Linked DNA regions of Homo sapiens: region 2 is linked to region 1. A link is a contact called in ENCODE Hi-C or POLR2A ChIA-PET data. All regions are on one chromosome and are shown on one strand. Each heading gives the region's core, a stretch centred on a gene start or an enhancer-like site at or near the end of the contact. The rest is flanking DNA. Distances are from core to core; before and after follow the strand shown.

Region 1 (5,270 bases), core at 1,056-3,555:
GAGAGGGAAATTGGCAGAGCATGGTGGTGTGCGCCTATAGTCTCAGCTACTCGCGAGGCTGAGGCACAAGAATTGCTTGAATCTGGGAGGCAGAGGTTGCAGTGAGCCCAGTGAGCCAAGATCATGCCACTGCACTCCAGCCTGGGTGACAAAGTGTGACTCTGTCTCAACAACAACAACAACAAAAAAAAAAAAAAAAAAAAATTTGTGTGTGTGGGGAATTTGAAGATTTTTAGATATTTGGGTAAACTTTTAAATAAACATTTGTTTGCCACGATCCCTTTCAGTCCCAAGTGGTAGTCCTTCATATCTAGCTCCAGGCTCCCATTGTCCTGAAATATTTTGTCATTTACTATCTTTTTTCCCAAAGGAACACACCCTGGATTTGCCACTATTTTCCAGATGCCCAAACTTGAAGCCACCTTCAATCACCAAATGGTAATAACCACTCGCCAAATTAACTGCATCAACCACCGTGCAGGAGCCCTATAGTGGAGAAGCAGGGGAATAAGTGCCTTGACTCCACCCTCCTTCCTCCTTTCCTCTTTTCTCAGGCTCTGCATCTGCTGAGCACAGAGGAAGACAGACAGAAAGGGAGCCTCTTGATATAGCCCATGCAGGTGACCTTCCTGGACACAGAGCAGGGAAAAGGGAGAAGCAGGGGAAGTGTACATGATGGGACACACTAAGAGGTCACCAACACATCTGTTTCTGTGAAATGTCTCACAGACAACACAGCCTCTTCTTCCCCCTCCTCATGCACATAATATTCATTGGAAGTCTAATTGTATCCTTTTAATTATCTCTGGGCAGTATAATATAATGGATCATAATAGCTAACATTCATTGAATATTTAACATGGGCCATGCACTTGAGAAAACACGTTCACAGATTAACTTATTTAATCTTCATAACAACTCTGTGATGCAGATAAAGTATTAATTTCCAAGGGCTTGTTTTTAATAAAGTAAGAATAAGGAGAGGCCAGAAGGATAAATAATTTGTCCACAGTTGCTTCTGAGATAAGTTATATTTAAAAAAAAAAATCAGGACAGCATCTTAGCAGGTAGTAAGTGCTAGAACAATTTTAGCCATGATTATTAATGTATATCTACACAGTTACTAATCCTAGTCATAACAATTCTTTGAGGGAAATATTGTCATCATCACTTTGCATATGAAGAAAACAATGCTCTGAGAAGGCAGGTCACCTGCTGGCCAGCGCAGTTCCTTGGACAGTGGCGGGCCTCTTGGTGCCACATCACAGCTTCTGTTCATTCACATTCTGTTCATATCACATTCTGTTTAGCATGAATGTGATGTGAACATCATATCTACCATCTACCTGGTGAAACTGATGATCACCTTTCCAGGCCTGTCATTTTCCCAGTTAGATATTGACAGGCCAACATCTCAATTACATTGCATTTAGTCTGCCTGGAGTTTTTCCTAAGCTCTAAATGATTGTCAGAGAAAGGAAAGCTTGGGTTTAGCCACCGTTGGCATCTCTTTAATTTTGATCCTAATAGGTACTCAAATCTGCAACACTTGCAAGATTTTTTTAAAATTTGTCTTAACTTTATTCTTTATTTTATTGTGAAAGAGTAAGTACGCTAGCCTAGCTCCAATCACAGCAGAGTTGAAATAACCCTCGCCTTGGAGCGTTTTCCATGACCAGCCCTCCACCACCTAGCTTTTATTTCCTGTGGTGAAATGAGATGATTCACAATGCTCACACAGGCTGTGCCATTCTGCCCCTGTGAAACTTTTTTCTTCTGCTGTGATCTGGAACCTCTTGATTTAAAATGCATAGAATCCCTGCTGGCAGAGCAGGTTAAACCCAGCCTAGACATTTTAAGATTTAAGCCTCAGCTATCTGGAAGAAAACTAATGGTGAGTCTGGACTCATACCAGAACAATTTTAGGAGTTCTATACTGGTACTGAAGCAATCTTGCTGGACTGCTTGGAAATGAATCTGTTATGTTCTGAATTCTGTTATCTTGGACAAGAGATTTATCTTCTCTGGGTCTCAATTTCATTCATCATTCACTCACTCACTTGTTCAAGAAAACTTCTTCGACACCTACTCAGGCAATAAAAGTCCAAAGTAGAATTAGACTCAAATGGCATCATTGAGCATAGCTCTAGAATAAGGATGTTGAAATAGATGATGACAGAAGTTGCTTCCAAATCTAACTGTTGACAAGTAGAAGATTCCATATGTGGAATAGGTTAGTAGGGTTCTTTCTCTGTCTATCATACAAGCTCCCCTGGGATGTGGTCTTGCTCCATCCTGGAACTGGGAATGGTAGGAAATGGCAGTGATTCATACGTGCATGCTAAACAACCATCTCTATTGCAAAAGCCCCTGTCCCAGGCAGAGCAAAGGTCAACACAGCTGACCTGAAGCAGTTTGAATAAATAGGCAAGATCTCAGTCATTGTTCTAGGGATGGCTCAGCCCTCTAGATTGAGAGATCATCAGTTTTCATTAAAGTGTTAACATATTTTTGAAGGGATGCAGTTTGCCGGTGGACATCTGAAACTGGGTGCAGAGTTAAAGAGTGCCACATGCCACTGCATCTGCTTCAAATTATGTTCTCCAGAAGACAAAAATACAGCTCCATGAGTCTAAAAATACATCTTAGCTGTTAGCCAAAAATGCATTTATTCTTGGATTCATAAAAATGCAGGCCATGTGAAATATGTGGGGGGCATGCACTCTCATAGAAAAAAAATTGACCAAAGAGAAGAAAAAGTTAATATAAACCTTAAGTATCCTTTATTGAAAGAAAGGGGAGAAGGTGGAAATGATGAGGCTTTGGAGTGTGACTGGGAAGCGGAACTAGGAAAGCTGTGTCTTCAGGGGGAAGAAGGCTGCTAGGACCAGGCTGCCTTCTGCCCCCATCCCATCCACAGGAAGGCCCTGAGCAACTGTGGATTGGGACTTCACTTCTGCCCACTTGGGGGAATTAGTAAAGCCAGTGGCAAGGACCCATCGCAACCCCAAATCTTGGCATCATGGTCTGTGCAGAGCTTCTCCAAGAGTCTGTGATTAGGAACCAGTTTGTTTGTTTTTTTCTTCCAATTCATGTGGACCAAGATTTTTATAAAATATAATAAGAATGAATTACTTTAAAAAAAGAAATAAAAATGACATATAAAAGAAGCCCCATTTTAAAATTAATAGATTAACAGATATAAAATTATCTTTCAAAATCAGAATGAACATGGTAAAAAAGGAAAGAATTACCATGAGACATTTCTCAACATGTAGTCTCAATATCTGCATTTATTTCAACATGGATCAGGAACAGTCTGCGCAGCCCACATTCAATAGCACTGGTGTGGCAGAGTGTGGATCTGAGAGGTTTTCAGCCCAACTCCACACTTGCTAATGGTGTGCCATTGGCCACATAAGCCTTTCTAAGCCTCTGATGGAAGAATAGCGGTAAAGGTCAGCTATTATTTCCATTACCATCTATATTAGTTTCCTATTGCTGCTGAAACGAATTACTACAAATTTAAAGGCTTAACACAAATGTATTCTCTTATAGTTCTAGATGTCAGAAGTCTTAAATTGGTTTCCCTCAGCTAAAATCAAGGTGTCTCTAAGGCTGTGTTCTTCCTGGAGGCACTAGTGGAGAATCCATTTCCTTGTTTTTTCCACCTTTTAGAAACTACCCTCATTCCTTGGCTTGTAGCTCCTTCCTCCATCTCCAAAGTTGGTGGCATAGCATCTTCAAATCTCTCTTTGGCTCTCACCTCCTCTTCTTCCCTCTTCCACTTCAATGGACCTTTGTTGTTATAAAGTCCACCAGTATATAATCTAGGAGAATTCCCTTATATTAAGGTCAGCAGATTAGCGACCTTAATCTGCAACATTAATTCTCCCTTGCTGTGTAATATAACATATTCCTATTGAGCATATTCAAATTCACGGGGATTCAGATGTAAACATCTTCAGGGAGGGGGTCATTATTCTATTTACCTCATATCTGATGTCATTTACTCAGCCACATTTATTGAACACTCACTCCACACAGATAGAGTTCTAGGCTTAAGGAATATAACCGGATAAAGGCTGAGATAGGCCCTGAGTTACAGAATATGTTACTGAAGAAGACCAACATTACACAAATTATTAAGTACTAAAAAGGAGAAGTATAGAGTATTATAAATGCATTCATTAGAAATCTTGATGTCAGCTGAGGGGGAAAGTGTTTAATAAATATCTATAGATACAGGGCACTACTCTGCATGTACATTAACAAAATAACATAATTTAATGAAAAGTATTATAACAATTGTTTCAGACCACTTATATCAGAAAAACTTGGGAATTTTATTAAGACTATCAAGATTTCAGAATATGAAGCCCAGAAATTTACATTTTATGGAAACACATTTATATTTGATACATCTACTACCTCACTGCCCTCCCTCTTCCCCTCCCCACACCATTCGCGCAATGAGTCCTTTCCACAGTACAGTCTGAGAATCAGGATTTTAGTGTAGTTTCCCAAGCTTGCCTAATCAAGAGAACCACTGAGGCTTGCAGACCAGGTGCCCTCTACCAGGCCTACTGAATTAGATTATTTAGGAGGGGCATCTGGGACTCTGTATTTAAAGGCATTTACATAAGTCTTACGATCTGACAAGTTTGGGAAACACAAGTGTAGTAAAAACCAAAAAATAAATAAATAGCCAGTGGCCAGGGAATCAAGAAGTTTAGCTTCTAATCCCAGGTCTTCTACTTTATCACCTCTCAGAACTTAAGGATCTACATTTGTAATATTCAAGCAGTCATTCTTGAATGGGGAGATTTTGGCTCCCAGGGCCAAAATTGGGCCTTGTCAGAAGACGTTTTTGATTGTCATGACCATGGGCGAGGAAGGGAGGTGATACTGGCATCTAATGGGTAAAGCCCAGGAATGCTGCTAAACATCCTACCATGCACAGGGCAGCTCCCCACAACAAAGGATTATCCCAACCAACATGTCAACAGTGCAGAGGCTGAGAAACACCACATAGAAGTGATTTGTTAGGAAGTGTTCCCAGGTAGAATCCACAAGGGAGAAGGAAAAGGAAGGATAGGAGGCCAATCAAGGGTGAGGTGTCACGCTAAGTCCCATAGGGAGTCTCTGGAAACAGTGCAGTTCTCACTGAAGTTGTCCTGATGAGCGGCAACAGAGCTGGGGGTATTTATACCCTTGTGTAGGTCAGTCACTGATTGAGGACTGCTCCCTGTTTCAGTTCTCTAAGTGCA
Region 2 (5,604 bases), core at 1,050-3,549, 46 kb after region 1:
AATCTCAGCAATTTGGGAGGCCGAGGTGTAGGATCACCTGAGGTCAAGAGTTTGAGACAAGTCTGGCCAACATGGTGAAATATCATCTCTACTAAAAATAAAAAAAAATTTAAAAAACTCTTTTAAAAAACCATTTTGCCATCCTCTATCTCTCTCTCCTCCACTATGATTCCTGCCTTCGAATGTAGTTGTATTGCTTGGAGCTTTAGCAAACATCTTACAATTGCAAGGAATTAAATAAAAGAATGAAATGTTAACAGCTTAAGGAAGGTAGAGCAGCAGGAACAGAAGAGCTCAGTCCTTGGTGCCATTCTTGAACTACTGAACCGGTCTTAGAATGCCCACCCCCAGCATGTTCATTACTTGAGATAATTCAACACATCTATTACCTACATCAATGATTGGCAAACTATGGTATGTGGGCCAAGTCCAATAACTAAGAATTACTTTTTTTTAAAAAAAGGTTGTTAAAAAGAAACAAAGCAAGAAGAATGTATGACAGAATATATATATGTCCTACAAAGCCTAAAATATTTACTATGTGACTCTTTACAGAAAAAGCTTGCCAGTCTCCAACCTGAACCACTAATAGAGGATGTCTTGCAGGTTTGCAGCCCAAAGCATTCCTAATACAAGTACTAATATCTTCATTTTAAAATTACAGAAACTGAAGCTTCACTTGGCCAATAGTAGGCTCAATTAGACAATGCAAATACAAATTTGTCATTATTACATTATTTATTTATTTTCTTTGTGAGACAGAATCTCGTATATCACAGCTCACTTCAGCCCAAACTTCCCAGGCTCAGGCGATCCACCCACCTCAGCCTCCAGAGCAGCTGGGGACTATAGGCACATGCCGCCATGCCTGGTTAATTTTTTTGTTTGTTTGTTTGCTTGCTTATTTTGTAGAGATAGAGTTTCACTATGTTGTCCAGGCTGGTCTCAAACTCCTGGGCTCAAGCGATCTGCCCGCCTTGGCCTCCCAAAGTGCTGAGATTACAGGCATGAGCCACTGGGCCTGGACCATTATTTTAATTCATTGTAAAGTTAAGCCAAATTGAGGCATCGTAAAAACATTCAACAAACTTTTCTGTCCCGTAGGGCTTCAAATAATATTTCTATTCTAGGCTTGATTTTTTTTTTTTAATTATACTTTAAGTTTTAGGGTACATGTGCACATTGTGCAGGTTAGTTACATATGTATACATGTGCCATGCTGGTGCGCTGCACCCACTAACTCATCATCTAGCATTAGGTATATCTCCCAATGCTATCCCTCCCCCCTCCCCCCTCCCCACCACAGTCCCCAGAGTGTGATATTCCCCTTCCTGTGTCCATGTGATCTCATTGTTCAATTCCCACCTATGAGTGAGAATATGCGGTGTTTGGTTTTTTGTTCTTGCGATAGTTTACTGAGAATGATGATTTCCAATTTCATCCATGTCCCTACAAACGACATGAACTCATCATTTTTTATGGCTGCACAGTATTCCATGGTGTATATGTGCCACATTTTCTTCATCCAGTCTATCATTGTTGGACATTTGGGTTGGTTCCAAGTCTTTGCTATTGTGAATAATGCCGCAATAAACATACGTGTGCATGTGTCTTTATAGCAGCATGATTTATAGTCATTTGGGTATATACCCAGTAATGGGATGGCTGGGTCAAATGGTATTTCTAGTTCTAGATCCCTGAGGAATCGCCACACTGACTTCCACAATGGTTGAACTAGTTTACAGTCCCACCAACAGTGTAAAAGTGTTCCTATTTCTCCACATCCTCTCCAGCACCTGTTGTTTCCTGACTTTTTAATGATTGCCATTCTAACTGGTGTGAGATGATATCTCATAGTGGTTTTGATTTGCATTTCTCTGATGGCCAGTGATGATGAGCATTTTGTCATGTGTTTTTTGGCTGCATAAATGTCTTCTTTTGAGAAGTGTCTGTTCATATCCTTCGCCCACTTTTTGATGGGGTTGTTTGTTTTTTTCTTGTAAATTTGTTTGAGTTCATTGTAGATTCTGGATATTAGCCCTTTGTCAGATGAGTAGGTTGCGAAAATTTTCTCCCATGTTGTAGGTTGCCTGTTCACTCTGATGATAGTTTCTTCTAGGCTTGATTTTATAAATCAAAATAGACAAAGCCTCCTGATGAAACACAATGTATTCAGTAGATAATTTCAAAAGGGGCCAGACTGTCCCAACACTACCTAGAGCACTGAGGCATTTCCTGCACTAGGAAATCAAACCTAGAGACTCCAATGAGGAAAAGACATTACAGAAAAACATTACGTAAACATACTCATTGATGTGATAAATTACCTCTTCTACATGCTGAAATAGTTCTTGTACTTCCTGCTGACTCACTCAGAGGGAATTCTCAGTGTAAAATATTCAAAGCTTTCCTCCTTTAACTCTATGCCCCAGGTTAATACTAGCATTCTCAGTGGGGCTAACATGTTCTGTACTACCTTAGTAAAGGGTTTAAATATTGACCAACTGATGTATACTGAGAAAGTCAGGTCCAGAAGATGACACACAGAGCCCATTGCAGAAAGCCCATGAGTGTTGTACAAGTCACAATCAACCACCCCGCAACATCTAACCATGGAGCTAGGATTGAACATTGAATCACTAGCAGGGCCTGACTTTTCTCAGTTGATCCAACCAGCATTTATTTGCTTTATATCCCAATGCCTATCCCAGTGCCTGACACATGGTAGGTGGTCAGTAAGAAATGCGAGCCCTCAATCTACACCCGGTACTGGTTGTGCTTCAGTGTTGGGTTGGTTTGTCGGCAGAGTTTGACCAGGTTCATCCATGTCTCCCAAGCAGCACATTTGTCCACTGGCTCGGCCACTGGAGAAGACATTTGTTCACACTGCAGGGCCCTGAAAAGACAGACTGGGGGGCTGCTGGAGCTTTGCAGAAGGGGTGTCACTGTGACAGTGGGAACTTTATGCTCCTTTGTGGCCTATGACTTGGGGTTGTGTGTTCCGGATTGGTCTGGGGCTTGATAAGGGGTTTTGCCTTTTCTACCTTCTGGCTCAACAACCAGACACACATGGCCACTGCAGCCACTTTCAGCACGAAGACCACGGCAGCCAAGGGTATGATGACCATCAGAGGGTAACTGCTCTCTCTGGGCTGTGTGGGTGCCCAAAAGCTGACTATTAGTGGTGGCTGGTGGCCAAATGACCTTGATGGCAGAAACTCTGCCATCCACACTGGGCTCTTCACCACTGTGCTGTCCCCAGGGATCTGCTTTCTGCCATCTGGTCTGGGTCAGTTTCCCTAAAGTTTCTGTCTGTGCCACAAGTCTTGAGGAAATCATAGGCTTTTCCTGAGAGAGAACTGGGGTTACAAGGTTGTCTCCAGTGACAAATAAAGGAACACCTGGTGTAAATGTTTGGAAAAGTGAGGGGTCAGGCGGCACTATGGTGAAGGGGAGATAACATATCACTGGCTGTACATGATCTGGCCTGAGCAAGAAAGTGAAGAAGTCATTCAGCATCCCCACGCCTGTGGGTGGAATACCAGCCACCCTTGGTCAATGCCCCTCTGAGTGAATACAGTAGCCTCTTCTATCACTGTGCTGTAGAACCCCTCTTCATCCCAGCCTTCTATGTACAGGGGGCTCTGTCACTTCAAATTTGGGATCACTGTCAGTCATATTAGCAAGCTCGATAGTATCGGGCGAAATTCATCCCAAATATTTCACATAGGTTCTTTTCTATTTTCCCTAAGTGTCGGCCAGTCTGAGAAATAAAGGGACACAGTACAAAAGAGAGAAATTTTAAAGCTGGGTATCCAGAGGAGACATCACATGTCAGCAGGTTCCATGATGCCCCCGAGCCATAAAACCAGCAAGTTTTTATTAGTGATTTTCAAAAGGGGAGGGAGTGTACAAATAGGGTGTGGGTCACAGAGATCACACGCTTCACAAGGTAATAAGATATCACAAGGTAAATGGAGGCAGGGCAAGATCACAGGACCACAGGACCAGGGCAATATTAAAATTGCTAATGAAGTTTCGGCCACGCATTGTCATTGATAACATCTTATCAGGAGACAGAGTTTGAGAGCAGACAACCGGTCTGACCAAAATTTACTAGGCAGGAATTTCCTCATCCTAATAAGCCTGGGAGCACTACGGGAGATGGGGGCTGATTTCATCCCTCAGCTACGACCATGAAAGACTACCATCCCCAAAGTGGCCATTTCAGAGGTCTCCCCTCAGGGATGCATTCTCTTTCTCAGGGATGTTCCTTGAGAAATTCAGTGATATTTCTCCCATTTGCTTTTGAAAGAAGAGAAATATGGCTCTGCTCCACCTGGCTCACTGGCAGTCAGAGTTTAAGGTTATCTCCCTTGTTCCCTGAACATTGCTGTTATCCTGTTCTTTTTTCAAGGTGCCCAGATTTCATGTTGTTCAAACACACATGCTCTACAAACAATCTGTGCAGTTAACGCAATCATCACTGGGTCCTGAGGTGACATACATCCTCCTCAGCTTAAGAAGATGATGGGATTAGGAGATTAAAGTAAAGACAGGCATAGGAAATTGCAAGGGTATTGATTGGGGAAGTGATAAGTGTCCATGAAATCTTCACAATTTATGTTCAGAGATTGCAGTAAAGACAGGTGTAAGAAATTATAAAAGTATTAATTTGGGGAACTAATAAATGTCCATGAAATCTTCACAATTTATGTTCTTCTGCCATGGCTTCAGCCGGTCCCTCTGTTCGGGGTCCCTGACTTCCTGCAACACGGTAGCATCTAGGTCCCTTCTTCTCAGCTGATGAGCCACTCTGTCGGCAATTTTCAGGTTTGGCATAACCCGCAGTAAAGGCTGCACTCTGATGTTCAGTGTTTGTCCTGTCAGGTTGCTTTCTGATGTAAACAGTGAGAACTGTAGCTGGTCCTGTGTGGCAGTGAGATTTGTCATGTGATAAAAGAGTCTTCCTGAATCCAAATCTTCCTGTCCAAAGTTGGTGACCACCTGGTTTTCAATCAGCAGGTGCCCATGTTGGAGGGGCCATGTTATCATGTAAGTGATTTGGGGGTTCCTCCCATTGGTCATGGCTGACAGGTGAGCATTGGTGATGGGGATGGTTGTCTGGCCTTGTGGGAGAAGTAGGTCAGTAAGGTTCACAATGCTGATGGAGATGGGAATGACATCCAGGTGGAAGAGTTTATAGAGGGTGTGGTGTGCACCATCTGTCACACTAAAGTAGAACATTCCAGAAGAAGGGCTTCCATCCTGTATGAACCACACCTGAGAGTTATCAATGTCAGCTTGTGTAAAATGGTGAACAGCTGTGTCCAGAAGGTAAGCCATTGCCAAAAAGCCATTATTAGGATTACGGATGATCATATATCTGATTTCATCTGGAGGACTGTCCAGATCTTCCATTTTCAGATGTTCAGGTCCCACAGCCAACCTACTGCCCTGCAGAACTTTCAACTGAAGCCCCTTTGTCTTTAATTCTGGTGCCTGGTCATTATAATAATATTACCTGGAGAGATGGTGATATTAAACATCTCTTCAAGAAAGTCAGCTTCTGGCTTGGGTGGACTTGCTCTTTTGGTTTGGCCA

Evidence for each region. Hi-C counts contacts between places; a loop is a spot of excess contacts on that map. ChIA-PET counts read pairs that join two places held with the same protein, here RNA polymerase II (POLR2A). Pooled maps may share reads with other maps.
Region 2: a map of ascending aorta shows a loop between it and region 1 (2.0-fold over the local background). The contact joins two enhancer-like sites. A Hi-C loop is called at or near these places in 2 of 168 maps with a recorded cell type or tissue (IMR-90 and ascending aorta), 1 of 37 single-sample maps with no recorded cell type and 10 of 50 pooled maps. POLR2A ChIA-PET finds 5 or more read pairs at or near these places in 1 of 52 experiments (activated CD4-positive, alpha-beta memory T cell).

What each region holds. Positions count from the first base shown.
Region 1 is chr5:54,758,991-54,764,260 of GRCh38, forward strand. No RefSeq gene overlaps it. Among named protein-coding and RNA genes, the nearest start is that of LINC02998, 17 kb to the left of the region's middle. Within about 2 kb of position 2,306, at least 6 of the 41 ENCODE cell types and tissues checked have a DNase peak (open chromatin) inside an H3K27ac peak, as active enhancers do.
Region 2 is chr5:54,805,297-54,810,900 of GRCh38, forward strand. It overlaps the pseudogene CSPG4BP. Among named protein-coding and RNA genes, the nearest start is that of LINC02998, 64 kb to the left of the region's middle. Within about 2 kb of position 2,300, at least 2 of the 41 ENCODE cell types and tissues checked have a DNase peak (open chromatin) inside an H3K27ac peak, as active enhancers do.